Linked DNA regions of Mus musculus: region 1 is linked to region 2. The links are chromatin loops, found by intact Hi-C in ENCODE. Cell type or tissue: left cerebral cortex. All regions are shown on one strand.

Evidence for each region. A loop is a pair of places that touch in the nucleus more often than their neighbours do. Peaks named below come from ENCODE experiments on the same cell type or tissue, not always from the same donor. Only the 100,000 strongest peaks of a DNase experiment are listed, where the experiment ranks them.
Region 1: it touches region 2 in a loop (11-fold over the local background); 9 of 42 quality-filtered maps call a loop at or near these places.

What each region holds. Positions count from the first base shown.
Region 1 is chr7:41,621,545-41,629,544 of GRCm38, forward strand. Gm51480 (a long non-coding RNA gene) reads right to left here. Exons shown (of 3, transcript XR_003946761.1): 2 at 140-336. Among named protein-coding and RNA genes, the nearest start is that of Gm51480, 7.5 kb to the right of the region's middle. In left cerebral cortex, no CTCF peak of the experiment used is centred here; a DNase peak (open chromatin) is centred at 4,459.
Region 2 is chr7:42,472,557-42,480,556 of GRCm38, forward strand. It overlaps Zfp141 (zinc finger protein 141), which reads right to left. Exons shown (of 7, transcript NM_001309388.1): 6 at 4,549-4,658; 7 at 830-4,127. The coding sequence ends at 2,433. Among named protein-coding and RNA genes, the nearest start is that of 4933421I07Rik, 28 kb to the left of the region's middle. In left cerebral cortex, no CTCF peak of the experiment used is centred here; no DNase peak of the experiment used is centred here.

The DNA.
Region 1 (8,000 bases), 850 kb before region 2:
ATATTTAGTATTTCCTCATGAAGGGACTGCTGATCATTCCATACTGCATCATTCCCACTTTGAGGGCACACAAAAACCTAAGCAGTGGGACTGCCTAGTCCCGGTGCTCACTCATAGCTCTGTCCACCGCTCCACTGACCCCAGGTGATGCAGGGCAGTCTCTGCTCAGTTTACAGAAGAAGGTGACCTCCAGATGCTTGGATGAACAACCGCCTGGAAACCTGAACCGCCACGGAGTCCTCTGAGCTGGTGGTACCAAGATGTGTCCAGCAGCTTTTTTTCTTTTTTCCTTTTTACAATCTTCCTGAGAGGGTCCACACAATACATTGCTTTCGTCTAGATTGCAAAATAATTGATCAGAATTTGTTCACCATTACATGAGCTCTTTTTATATTAGCTCCTATGCACTCCTAATTTGCAACATCCAGGGTTCCTTGTCCAGGAAACCAAAGAATAAAATTTACAGGAATTTGTACAAAGGTGCAGAGCTGCTGCTTTGAACATTTTGCTGCTTTGGATCTTACTGAACATTTCAACAGTTGTATGAAATGCTTTGGCCTCACAGACTGAGAGGAACGCATGCTATTTCTCTTTCACCTTTGTGAGACTCCTTGGGTGATGGAACTAGCCACTTCTACTGAAAACATTTTTGTTGTTACATTCCGTGAGGGCTCTCCCCTGAACTTGGAATGCCAGTTACTGGATTCTCTGTGACCACCTAGGCTAGTGGAATAACAGTTTAGGGTAAAGAAGAAGGCAGCTTGATTCAACACAGCGAAGAGCTGGTGTTGATTCAAACTTTGTTGGCTTGACCTTCAATAGTTTATTTTAGGCACACTTAAGCGCAACAAAATCTGGTGGTTTGTTTCCTGGTAATAAGTAACTATATCCTGTATGCACAATAAAGGTCTAGACATGTCCACATCAAAAACTCTTTGTACAGCACATTGTGACATCCTCCATAAAGATGGGTTCTTTAGATTGACTTCATGTGATACCTCCCATAAAGATAGGTTATATATATTGACACGCTTACAATAAGAGTCTGGGGAGGGATCCTTGGCATTGGCCGCACAGCACAAACTTCACCAGGCAGTTATCCACACCTTCTCCCAATGCTATGGGCTCATAACAAGTTGTGTGTACCCCACATTTAAAGGAACAATTCTATGTGTTGAACATTCCGGGTTTCCCTAATGCTAATCTCTGAACACAAAGATTTTTTTTTTTTTTTTTTTTTTTTTTTTTTTTTTTTTGTCTCTTACACCTTCTAGGGATACACACTGTAAGACAAAAAAGAAAAAAAAAAAAGAAAAAAAATCTATAATCACCTCATTAGACGGAGAAATGGCCTTTGAAAAAATATAACATCTCTTCACGATAAGTATCTGGGAGATATTAGGGACATGAGCAGCATATCTACATGTTAGAAAATGTAGATCCAGATCCAAAATTATTCTAAAAGAAGAGAACTGCAAACTGTCTCTCTAAAATCAGGAACCAATAAGGATGCCCATCTAACAACTGGAACAAACAATGTTGTCCACTCTGTCTATCCCTGACTTGTATACTGGTGAAGTCTTACCTATTGGTCTAAAAGAGCTTGAGGTAGTTTAAGAGGATAGAGATTGAAAAGGGGAAAAAAAGTGAAATCATCCTTATTTTCAGATAGTGATTATATACAAAAACATGTTTTAATGAGGTTTCTCACACCCAGTACTGGGATTATTGACAGTCTGTGGTTCTTTTGGGGCCTATTGTCATCCCAAGTAGCATAATTTCGTATATCTCACATATGTACTGTGTAGAATTTCACACAAATATAAATAAAACATAATAATATAATATATAATATATAATGTATAATATATAATATATAATATATAATAAATTGTATAAATTAAATGTTATATGTATATAATGAGATAAAATAAAAATATTTACTTGAGGGACTATCAGACAACGTCATTTTCATTCTGTATTGATTTACCTACTTGCAGAAATGAAGTCTCTTCTACTGCTTTGTATCCAATTCAGCTCCTCTGTCTATGTCTTGTCCTAGCCAAAGAACTGAGTAACTAATGACTGCTAAGAGATGGAAAATTAGCCTCTCTCAGGGCTGAGCACTTTTATTAGTTGTTTTAATACAGAGTGGCCAGCCCTGAACTCATATGCACATAAACTACAAAGACTTACTAAAAGTTTTTATTTATATATTTGTGCATGTGTGTTGTGTGTATGTATTTGTGTGTATGTGTGTGTGTGTGTGTGTGTGTGTGTTAATAATACCCTGATAATAAGAAAAGGAGGTTATCTTGAGGATAGCACTTGGTAGAGTTGCATGGAGAGTGTCTGAGATGAACTCTAGGCAGGAAAGGAAGGCAAAAGAGAGTTTTCTTTCAGTTAAAATTACATTAAAAATAATATGTGTATTTACACATATAAACTCTGCTTTATTATATGTTATGTTTCAATTTTGTTTTACATTGCAGTGTGGTTGAAAATTTTGATTTGTACACCAAAGGGCTTTTCTTGTTTTAAAAAATTTTCTAGGTATCTGAAAAAGTGAACTGTCCTAAAAACTATGATTATTTGGAAATTTTAAAACTTGTGTCATGGCGTCCATTGAGTTCTGTGGCCTGGTAGCTCTCATTTGTTTCACATGTTCTCTTTGTTTTCCTAGTTACTCAGTGTTTTCAAGTATATTGGATATTCTGACATGTTATGAAATATATTGCTTAATCTAAAACTAAGAATCTATTCTAGAATAACTATATGTTGTAGTTATTCATTTTTTTTTTATTATTTTCCTTGTGTGTTTAGAAAGTTATTTTATGTCCAATCTGACAATTCACTTTCAAAGTGAAGAGTCTGTTTTTATTACCGAATAATAGTTTCAGTTTTCACCATGACACAATTCTGTATGAATTGTCTGTTACACTACAGAGTTCAGGCCAGCCCTTCCGTTTATTACAAATTATATGCTATGTCTCCATGTGCTATCCTCTTGCATCCATCATGTTCAGCACACTTGTTTCCTGACAGCAGAAGAGCTGAAGGTTGGGTGAGATCATCTTGGCACAGTCCTTGTAGTGGTGTGCCTTTTTGCATCATGTTTCTATATTATTTTCATGGAAGCCCACAAAGTGAAATAATGATTTTCTTTCATTTCTTCCAGTCCTGTCTTGCTTTCATAACAAGGAACTGTTCAAAATAGAGAGCAAACAAGAATCTGCCCAGAGAGAAGGACCAGGACAATTTGGAAGTTCCAGGCTTGGAAAGTTACACGTAAGGAAGTTCTGGGAACGTAGAGGTGACAGTGAAGAGCATGAGTTCTGGGATGATGGATCTGATGTGTATGCAACTCCCACTGCTGACATTCCTGACAGGGGAGATAAAGAAACTCAGCCTTCTCCTCACACAGTTCACTCTGGGCCACGTCCACATTCACAGCGGGAGGCTCTTTTAGGAAAACATTCCCGTCAGTCTTTGAAACACAACTTTAGTCTTCATAGAAGTGTGAATTCACTGAGAAGTAACATGGGGTGGGGGGTACATAGGAGTCTTTGAGAGCTGTTTTATGGAGTATGGGATTAAGCAGTATTTCAGTATTCTGTGACGAAAAGGGGATTACTATCACAGGACAACACATAATGATATCAGAGTGAGACGTATTTGACTGAAAATTCTTTACAACTTCCTCAACAGGTAAATCTACCTAATGACACGGACTGCAATGTAAATCAACATAAGACTGTGCATGAGAATCCAGTAGGAAGTGGAAGCCATCATTGGTTGGGTATTTCTGAATACCGCCACAGATACCAGGAAGATAATAAAGGCCTTACTACAGACTTTGCACTGCATAATAACCACAACAGTCAGTTTACAGAGATTGCTTACCAAGGTAACGACTCCTGGAATACCTATAAACAAGATGTAACTCCTAGTGAAGGACAGATAAGTAATTGTTCTCTGGAGAATTGTTACAATAATGATAGATGTAGGGGTGTCTCTGGTCAGTATACACAATCATCTTTGTACCAGCAGGACTATAGCCAAGAGAAGCTGTCCACAAGCAGCCAGCAGGATAAAATTGCAAATGAGTCCTCAAATTGTAGTCAATGTACTGAAATTAAGGCTAGAGGAGAATTTAACAGACAGAGATATGATAAGTACAGCAAAGTCTCTGTTGAATCACCAAGCATTGATAGGGATAAGGTAAATGATATTCAAAGAAAACCATGCCTGTTTATGGGAAGTGATAAATCCTTCAATTTCTATTTAAATATGACTCAAAATGATTCAAGCCACACTAGAGAGAAAACGCAAAAATATAAAGTATATAAACTGGAGATTACCTCTCCTTCGAAACTTGTTGGGCATCCGAGATTCTTTGTTCAACAAAAATATAGGAAATCTGGGAAATACTCCAGGAACTCCTCAGGCCTCACTAGACTTAAGATGCTTCAACCTGGAGGAACGCCATGCAAATCTACAGAATGTGGGAAGTCCTTTTCTCAGTTCTCAGGCTACAGAGAGAATTATACAATCCATACTGGAGAAAAACCTTATAAATGTAAAATATGTAAAAGGTCTTTTACTACAGGTTCATATCTGCAAGCTCATCAGAGAATCCACACTGGTGAGAAACCATACAGATGTAAAGAGTGTGGCAAGTCCTTTACTCATGGCTACTCTCTTCAAATTCATCTAAGGCTTCATACTGGAGAGAAACCTTACAAATGTACAGATTGTGGCAAGGCTTTTGCCGAGGGCTCAACTCTTAAATCCCACCACAGGATCCATACAGGAGAGAAACCCTACAAATGTAAAGAATGTGGAAAGTCCTTTGCCACACGATCAAATCTTCAAGGTCATAGCAGAATTCATACCGGAGATAGACCTTACAAATGTGCAGATTGTGGCAAGTCCTTTACCAGCCGATCCTGTCTTCGAACACATCACAAAACCCATACTGGAGAGAAATCTTATAAATGTAAAGAATGTGGCAGGTCTTTTGCCGAGGGCTCAACTCTTAAATCCCACCACAGAATCCATACTGGAGAAAAACCCTACAAATGTAAAGAATGTGGGAAGTCCTTTGCCAAACGATCAAATCTTCAAGTTCATAGCAGAATTCATACTGGAGATAAGCCTTACAAATGTGCAGATTGTGGCAAGGCTTTTATCAGCAGCTCCTGTCTTCGAACACATCACAGAACCCATACTGGAGAGAAATCTTATAAATGTAAAGAATGTGGCAAGTCCTTTACTCAGCACTCCCATCTTCAAACCCACTACAGAATCCATACTGGAGAGAAACCTTACATATGTACAGATTGCGGCAAGTCCTTTTCTAATAGCTATTCTCTTCAAAGGCATCATAAAACCCACACAGGAGAGAAATCTTATAAATGTAAAGAATGTGGCAAGTCCTTTTCCCAGGGCTCACATCTTCAAGCCCACCACAGAATACACAGTAGAAACAAACCTTGCAAGTGTAAGGAATGTGGCAAGGGTTTTGCAGAGGGTTCAACTCTTAAAACCCACCACAGAATTCATACTGGAGAGAAACCCTACAAATGTAAAGAATGTGGCAAGTCTTTTACTGAGGGCTCGACTCTTAAAGCCCACCACAGAATCCACACTGGAGAGAAACCTTACAAATGTAAAGAATGTGGCAAATCTTTTACCATGGCCTCAGCTCTTAAAATTCATCACAGAATCCATACTGGTGAGAAACCTTACAAATGCACAGATTGTGGCAAGTCCTTTACCCAGCACTCACATCTTCAAAGACACTGCAGAATCCATACAGGAGAGAAACCTTAAAAATGCAAAGAATGTGGCAAGTCTTTTGCTGAGGGCTCATCTCTTCAAAAACATCACAGAATCCAGTCATAAGAGAACCTTTACAGATGTAAAGAATGTTCAAAATCTATTACCTGATTTGCAAATCTTAAAAATCATCCTGGAATCCATACTGGAAAAAGTCTTTTCAAATGTAAAGAATGTTTTGAATACATTACCAAAGACTGTAAATTTAGAACACATTATAAAATTCACGTATGAGACAAAAGCAAGGGTAATTACTGACATACTTGTTCACCCAAGAAAAATGTTCTTTAAAATATGAAGTATAGATAGAAGCCTTTAACCAATATTTAACCCTTCCTCAATATCAGAGAGTCACACTAGGAAGCTCTACACTGGTATGAATTTGAAAACATTTTACCTAGAAATACATCGTATATTCACTCTGGTGGTTTGCCTGAAAGTGGCCTGCACAGATATATAGGAAGTGACATTATTAGAGGGTGTGGCCTTGTTGGAGTATGTGTGGTTTAATTGGAAGAAGTCACTGGGGGTGGACTTTAAGGTTTCAGATGCTTAAGCAAGGCCCATCCATTGTCATTCTTCCTGCCTCCTCTCGAACCATGTGTAGAATTCTCAGCTACCTCTTCAACACCATATCTGCCTGTGTGCCACCATGCTTCCCAAATGGAGATAATTGACAAAACCTAAAACTGTAAGTGTGTTCCTTAAATATTTTCCTTTATAGGAGTTACTATGGTTATGATGTCTCTCACAGCAATAGAAACCCTAAATAAATATGATATCCACTAAGCAATTTTTTGAAAATAGGTTACATATGTACTAATGTTTCATACAGAATTATTCTGAAATCAACTACTAATAATGGTATAGAATTCATGTTACATTTGACTAAACTTGTAATAATTTAAAACATAAAGACTTGTAACTAATATTTCTCATAACCATCTAAAATCAAAATTGTTGCACATTTATGTACTTCAGTGGAACAGGATATTTATATTTGTATGGTATAGCTTCGATGTAAAGATATTATAGGATATTATAGGATTTGAGCTTTAAGTATATGTTATAGATTATGTATAATATTAAATTAACTTTCTGTCTCAATTACTAGTAAATAAATTAGAGCTTGTGTTTGTTTACTGCTACCTTGGGGTAATGAATTTCTATTTTATACTGGAAAGGTATCATTAATGTTAGCCATTCTATGAGTGATATTTTTAACAAAAACATGTCGCAAAAATACAATGGGTAATTGGGAGCATTTTAGGGATGTGCAGTGAGGTAAATGTGGGATGTAAAGGTGAATACCACAGCACAAAGGATCTGGTAATGGAAATAGGAACGAGGCTTCCTGAGGGAAGCAAATACAGAAGGAAGAGGAAGGACGGTAACTTAATAAAAAGGTGCCTGAAACAGTCATGGTGCATAAGTGATGTGATAGGGGAAACAGGAAAGGAGGTTTCCTAAGGGAAGGGGAAGGGAGGCGAATATGGATGGATGGACGGTACCATGTAAGGATGTCTAACTATTTGCCTTGAAACCAAACTTCATATAATTCTGTTTATAAAGCTACATATATAGTTATGTATCTTACTTGAGCTGAGAACCCTCTCTCCAAGAACTGAAGACCACTTAATGAAAATCCTAATAGCAGTCCTGAGAAGTTCTTTTGAATTGTTTACTAGGGCTATCTAAGAGACTCCCAAAACCTACAGCCCATTGCTGCATTACTTATCTGGCCAGAGAAGTAGAAAGGATGTACCCATTGCTAAAGACACAGACCATGCACTTCAAAAAACAGGGCCCAGAGATTCTTGAGCTGGCACTGTGCTGAATGCTCCCACCCTGGGACTAGCTATTATGGTACCAAATAGTTTCCAAAGAGACAAGCAACCAAGTCTTTCCTAGCTGTGATGCCTATTAGCTACATCAATGACCAGCATTGCACAATAAATAAGGGTAAAGTAGTGGCGCATAAACCATGACAGTAAACAACAGCTCTAATTAGACTTAAGACCTACTCAACCAGAGGGAAAACATGCTCACTGCTAGTGCTAGTGAAGTCATGGTTATTGAAGGAGACTCCACAGCACTAATTTATTAAACCAGCAAAATCCCCACAATCTGTAAATATCTGGCCCTATACCTACAAATAA
Region 2 (8,000 bases):
ATTAACTATTTGAAAACTTACTTTGTGAGAAAGATAATGTTCCAAGAGAATGTCAGAGAAAAACTTTATTGAACATGGACCTTTCTTCTTAGCTATGTTTCCAGTACAAGGCATGTTTTCCCTCTGGTTGAGTAGGTATTAAGTCTAATTAGAGCTGGTGTTTACTGTCAAGGTATGTGTGTCTTCTGTCATGGATACATCCATGAGTACTTCCACTTCTGTTCACAAGAACATTTATGTTTCAAATAAACATAAAGAACATCTTATAATACTCAACATACATAGTGTTTACCAATGCACAGACCCAACCAAGGAGGAGGTTCTCTCACCAACTCTGCTTCCTTGCCGATTCTTGGGAAGGCCTCCTAAAACAAACACCTTTTCTCTTCCTTACTGTTTTTACCTTCCTTTCTCCTCCTGTATTTCTTTCCCCCAGGAACTCTGTTTCCAATTCGACTATCAGATGACTTGTGCTGAGACATCCACCTATTTTTTTTTCTTTTTTTGGTTTTTCGAGACAGGGTTTCTCTGTATAGCCCTGGCTGTCCTGGAACTCACTTTGTAGACCAGGCTGGCCTCGAACTCAGAAATCTGACTACCTCTGCCTCCCGAGTGCTGGGATTAAAGGCATGTGCCACCACACCCAGCGTGACATCCAATTTTACTGTCTACATTCTATGTTCCACATCCATAAAAAAGCCCACAATTCCCCACTGTAATTTTATGAGATGTTTTTGTTGGAATTATCACTCATGGAATGCCTAACATTAATGATACCTTTCCAGTATAAAACAGGCACTCATTATCCCAAGACAGCAGTAAGTAAACGTAAGCTCCAATTTCTTTATTTGTAGTCGAACAAAGAAGGTAATTTAACATTATAAACAATCTGTAACAAAAACTTAAAGCTCAAATAGTATCAACAGTAATCTTTTCATCATATAAAAATATCCTGTTCCACTGAAATATACAAATGTTATGCAACAGTTTTGACTTTAGATGGTTATGAGAAATCTTACTCAGGTACAAGTTCATACATTTTAAATTATTACCAGTTTAGTCAAATATAACATGAATTCTATACCATTATTAGTAGTTGATTTCAGAATAATTCTGTATGAAACATTAGTACATATGTAGTTCATTTTCCTTTTTTTTGTTGTTTTTTGGTTTTGTTTTGTTTTGTTTTTCGAGACAGGGTTTCTCTGTATAGCCCTGGCTGTCCTGGAATTCACTTTGTGGATCAGGCTGGCCTTGAACTCAGAAATCCGCCTGCCTCTGCCTCCCAAGTGCTGGGATTAAAGGCATGTGCCACCACCGCCTGGCATAGTCTATTTTCAAAGAAATTGCTTAGTGAATATATTAGTTAGGGTTTCTTTTGCTGTGGAGAGACATCATAACTACAGTAACTCCTATAAAGAAAAATATTTTATTTTGGCTGACTTGCAGATGCAGAGTTTTTGCAAATTGTCTTCATGGTGGGAAACATAGTGGCATGCAGGTAGACATGGTGCTCCAGAGATAGCTGAGATTTCTACCTTTGGATCAGCAGGCACCAGGAAGAAAGAATGACAGTGGGTTTCACTTGAGCATCTGAAACCTCAAGGCCCAATCCAATGACATACTTCTTCCAACAAAACCACACCTACTCCAACAAGACCACACCATCTAATGTCACTCCCTATATGTCTGTGTATGCTATTTTCAGTCAAACCACCAGAGTGAATATAAGATGCATTTTGGGGTGTCTTAAGGTTTCCATTGCTGTGAAAAGATAACATGACCAAGGCAACTCTTAAAAGAACAATATTTAATCAAAGCTGGCTTACAGGTTCAGAGACTCAGAGCATAATCAAGAGAGAAAGTACAGCAGGGTCCAGGCAGGTACGGCACAGGAGGAGCTGAGAGTTCTACATTTTGTTCAGGAGGCAAACAGTAGAAGACTGGCTCCCAGATGACTAGAAAGAGGGTCTCAAATCCTACCCCAACAGAGACACACTTCCTCCAGCAAGGCCACACCTATTCAAACAAGGCTACACCTCCTAGTTGTGTACTCCCTCAGCCAAGCATATTCAAACCACCACACTGGAAATTTTTTTTCAAATTCAAACCAGTATAGGGATACCTGATGTGACTCCAATATTGAAGAGTTGAACAGTGAGTGGTTAAAGACTTCCATCCATTCTTCATAAAAACAAAACAAAACCAAAACAAAACATACTTCTTGGGTGAACAGTGTATCAGTAATTACCCTTGCTTTTGTCTCATGCTTAAATTTTATAATGTGTTCTAAATTTACAGCCTGTGGTAATGGACTTCAAACATTCTTTGCATTTGTAACGTTTGTTTCCAGTATGGATTCCAGGATGATCTATAAGATTTGAGAACCAAGTAATGGATTTTGAACATTCTTTACATCTGTAAAGACTCTCTCATGAATGGATTCTGTGATGTTTTTGGAGAGATGAGTCCTTAGCAAAAGATTTGCCACATTCTTTGCATTTGTAAGGTTTCTCTCCTGTATGGATTCTGCAGTGGCTTTGAAGATGTGAGCTCTGGGTAAAGGACTTGCCACAATCTGTGCATTTGTAAGGTTTCTCCCCTGTATGGATTCTGTGGTGGGTTTTAAGAGTTGAGGCCTCAGCAAAAGACTTGCCACATTCTTTACATTTGTAAGGTTTCTCTCCAGTATGGATTTTGAGGTGGGTTTTAAGAGTTGAGCCTTCAGTAAAAGACTTGCCACATTCATTACATTTGTAAGGTTTCTCTCCAGTATGGATTCTGTAGTGGGTCTTAAGAGTTGAACGCTGGGTAAAAGCCTTTCCACATTCTTCACACTTATAAGCTTTCTCTCCAGTATGGGTTTTGTGATGTTTTCGAAGACAGAAGCTCCTGGTAAAGGACTTGCCACAATCTGTACATTTGTAAGGTCTATCTCCAGTATGAATTCTGCTATGAGTTTCAAAATTTGATTGTTTGGCAAAGGACTTTCCACATTCTTTACATTTGTAGGGTTTCTCTCCTGTATGGATTCTGTGGTGGGATTTAAGAGATGAGCCCTCGGCAAAAGACCTGCCACAATCTTTACATTTGTAAGGTTTCTCTCCAGTATGAAACCTGTGATGAATTCGAAGAGAATAGCCGTGAGTAAAGGACTTGCCACACTCTTTACATTTATATGGTTTCTCACCAGTGTGGATTCTCTGATGAGCTTGCAGATATGAACCTGTAGTAAAAGATCTTTTACATATTTTACATTTATAAGGTTTTTCTCCAGTATGGATTGTACCATTCTCTCTGTAGCCTGAGAACTGAGAAAAGGACTTCCCACATTCTGTAGATTTGCATGGCGTTCCTCCAGGTTGAAGCATCTTAAGTCTACTGAGGTCTGAAGAACTTCTGGAGCATTTCCCAGATTTCCTATATTTTTGTTGAACAAAGGATCTCGGATGCCCAACAAGTTTCGAAGGAGAGGTAATCTCCAGTCTATATTCTTTATATTTCTGAGGTTTTTCTCTAGTATGGCTTGAATCATTTTGAGTCATATTTAAATAGAAATTGAAGGATTTATCACTTCCCATAAACAGGCATGGTTTTCTTTGAATATCATTTACCTTATCCCTATCAATGCTTGGTGATTCAACAGAGACTTTGCTGTACTTATCATATCTCTGTCTGTTAAATTCTCTTCTAGCCTTAATTTCAGTACACTGACTACAATTTGAGCACTCATTTGCAATTTTATACTGCTGGCTGCTTGTGGACAGCTTCTCTTGGCTATAATCCTGCTGGTACAAAGGTGATTGTGTGCACTGACCAGAGACACCCCTACATCTATCATTATTGTAACAATTCTCCAGAGAACAATTACTTATCTGTCCTTCACTAGGAGTTACATCTTGTTTATAGATATTCCAGGAGTCGTTACCTTGGTAAGAAATCTCTGTAAACTGACTGTTGTGGTTATTATGCAGTGCAAAGTCTGTAGTAAGGCCTTTATTATCTTCCTGATATCTGTGGCAGTATTCAGAAATACCCAACCAATGATGGCTTTCACGTCCTACTGGATTCTCATACACAGTCTTATGTTGATCTACATTGCAGTCCATGTCATTAGGTAGATTTACCTGTTGAGGAAGTTGTAAAGAATTTTCAGTCAAATACTTCTCACAATGATATCATTATGTGTTGTCCTGTGTTATTAATCCCCTTTTCGTCACAGAATACTGAAATACTGCTTAATCCCATACTCCATAAAACATATCTCAAAGACTCCTATGTACCCCCCCACCCCATGTTACTTCTCAGTGAATTCACACTTCTATGAAGACTACAGTTGTGTTTCAAAGACTGACGGGAATGTTTTCCTAAAAGAGCCTCCCGCTGTGAATGTGGACGTGGCCCGGAGTGAGCTGTGTGAGGAGAAGGCTGAGTTTCTTTATCTCCCCTGTCAGGAATGTCAGCAGTGGGAGTTGCATACACATCAGATCCATCATCCCAGAACTCATGCTCTTCACTGTCACCTCTACGTTCCCAGAACTTCCTTACATGTAACTTTCCAAGCCTGGAACTTCCAAATTGTCCTGGTCCTTCTCTCTGGGCAGATTCTTGTTTGCTCTCTATTTTGAACAGTTCCTTGTTATGAAAGCAAGACAGGACTGGAAGAAATGAAAGAAAAATCATTATTTCACTTTGTGGGCTTCTATGAAAATAATATAGAAACATGATGCAAAAAGGCACACCGCTACAAGGACTGTGCCAAGATGATCTCACCCAATCTTCAGCTCTTCTGCTGTCAGGAAACAAGTGTGCTGAACATGATGGATGCAAGAGGATAGCACATGGAGACATAGCATATAATTTGTAATAAACGGAAGGGCTGGCCTGAACTCTGTAGTGTAACAGACAATTCATACAGAATTGCATCATGGTGAAAACTGAAACTATTATTCAGTAATAAAAACAGTCTCTTCACTTTGAAAGTGAATTGTCAGATTGGACATAAAACAACTTTCTAAACACACAAGGAATATAATTAAAAATGAATAACTCTATCATAGTTATTCTAGAATAGATTCTTAGTTTTAGATTAAGCATTTAGATTAAGCAATGTTTGACAACATGTCAGATTATCCAATATACTTGAAAACACTGAGTAACTAGGAAAACAAAGAGAACATGTAAAACAAATAAGACATACAAGGCCATGGAAGTTAGTGGACACAATGACACAAGTTTCAAAATCTCCAAATAATAGTATTTTAGGACAGCTAAGTTTTTCAGATACCAAGAACTTTTTTTAAAAAATAAGAAAAGCTCTTCTGTGTATTCAATGCACACTGCAATGTAGAACTCAATTTCAACATAACATATAAGAAAGCAGAGTTTATATGTGTAAATATACATATTATGTAAATGTAATTTTACGGCTGGTGAGATAGCTCAGCAGGGAAGAGCACTTACTGTTCTTCCAGAGGTCCTGAGTTCAAATCCCAGCAACCACAAGGTGGCTCACAACCACCTGTAATGAGATCTGATGCCCTCTTCTGGTGCGTCTGAAGACAGCTACAGTGTACTTATGTATAATAATAAATAAATATTTGATCCAGAGCAAGCAGGGCCAAACAGAGCGAGCATAGGTCCTAAAAATTCAATTCCCAACAACGATCTATACAGCTACAGTGTACTCACATAAGTAAATCTTTTAAAAAAAGAGGAACTCTCCAGGTGTGGTAGCACACGCCTTTAATCCCAGGACTGGCAGAGGCAGGCGGATTTCTGAGTTCGAGGCCAGCCTGGTCTACAAAGTGAGTTCCAGGACAGCCAGGGCTACACAGAGAAACCCTGTCTTGAAAAACCAAAAAAAAAAAAAAAAAAAAAAAAAAAAAGAGGAACTCTATTTTCCCTTCCTTTCCTGCCTAGAGCTCATCCAGACACTCTCCATGCAACTCTACCAAGTGCTAGCCTCAAGATAACCTCCTTTTCTTATTGTCAGGGTTTTTACACACACATACACACAAACACACACATGCACAAATATATAAATAAAAACTTTTAGTAAGTCTTTGTAGTTTATGTGCATATGGGTTCAGGACAGGCCACTGAGTATTAAAACAACTACTAACAGTGCTCAGCCCTGAGAGAGGCTAATTTTCCATCTCTTAGCAGTCATTAGTTACTCAGTTCTTTCGCTAGGACAAGACATAGACAGATGACATGAACTAGAAAACAAAAAAAACAAGAAGGGACTTCATTTCTGGAAGTATGGAAGTCAATACAGAATGAAAATGAGGTTGTCTGATAGTCCCTCAAGTAAATATTTATATCTTATTATATATATAAAATTCAATTTACATATACAATTTATTATCATATATTTATATGTTACATTATTATATATGCTTTATTTATTTTATATTTGTGTGAAACTCTACACACTAAATGTGTGAGGTATATGAAATTATGCCCCTTGGGCACACAATAGTCTCCAAAAGAACTACAGACTGTCAATAACCCAAGGTATTGACAGGTATAAGAAACCTCATTAAACGTTTTTTGTATAATCACTATCTGATAATAAGGATGATTTCACTTTTTTCCCTTCCAATCTCTATCATTTTAAACTCCCCCAAGTTGTTTTAGACCAATAGTTGAGACTTTAGCAGTGGGGGCTGGTGAGATGGCTCAGCAAGTAAGAGCACTGACTACTCTTCCAAAGGTCCAGAGTTCAAATCCCAGCAACCACATGGTGGCTGACAACCACCTGTAATGAGATCTGACACCCTCTTCTGATCTGCCTGAAGACAGCTACAGTGTACTTATTTATAATAATAAATAAATCTTTGGGCCGGAGCGAGAGGAGTTGACTGGAGGGAGCAGAGGTCCGAAATTCAATTCCCAGCAACTACATGAAGGCTACAGTACAGTACATGAAGGCTACAGCTACAGTATACTTAAATAAATAAATAAATAAATAAATAAATAAATAAATAAGTTTTTTTTTAAAAAGGCTTCAGCAGTGTAGAAGCAGTGAAGATGGACAGAGGGATAACATTGTTTGTTCCTGATGATCTAATGATGGGTATGGACAGAAGGGGCCATTGTTGGTTCCCGGTTTTAGAGAGACAGTTTGAGGTTCTCTCAATTTAGAATAATTTTGGATCTGGATCTACATTTTCTAATATGTAGATATGCTGCCCATGTCCCTAATATCTCCCAGACATTCATCATGAAGGGATGTTGTATTTTTTTCAAAGGTCATTTTTCCATCCAATGAGGTGATTATGGTTTTTTTTTTGTTTTTTGTTTTTTTTGTTTTTTGTTTTTTTTTTTTTTTTTTGCCTTATAGTGTGTGTCTCTAGTAGGTGTAAGAGACAAAAAAAAAAAAAATCTTTGTGTTCAGAGATTAGCATTAGAGAAACCTGGAATGTTCAACACCTATGGAGGAAACACATAACTTGTTATGAGCCCATAACACTGGAGAAGCCCATAACAGTCTGGTGAAGTTTGTGCTGTGTGGGCAAGGCCAAGGATCAATCCTTCTCCAGACACTTACTGTGAGCTTGTCTATAGATAGATAGATAGGTAGGTAGGTAGGTAGGTAGGTAGGTAGATAGATAGATAGATAGATAGATAGATAGATAGATAGATAGATAGATAGAATCTTTATGGGAGGTATCACATGAAGTCAATCTAAAGAACCCATCTTTACAAGAGGATGTCACAATGTCACATATGCTTTACAAAGAGTTTCGATGTGGTCATGCCTAAAGCTTTATTGTGCACACGGGATATAGTTAATTATCACCAGGAAAAACATCACCAGATTTTGTTGTGCGTAAAATAAACTATTTAGGGTCAGGCCAGCAAAGTTTGAATCAACACCAGCTCTATTCTACTAGCCTAGGTGGTTGCAGAGACTCCTGCAACTGGAATCCAAAGTGCAGGGCAAGGCCCTCACCAAAGGTAAGAAAGAACAAAAATGCTTTTAGTAAAAGTGG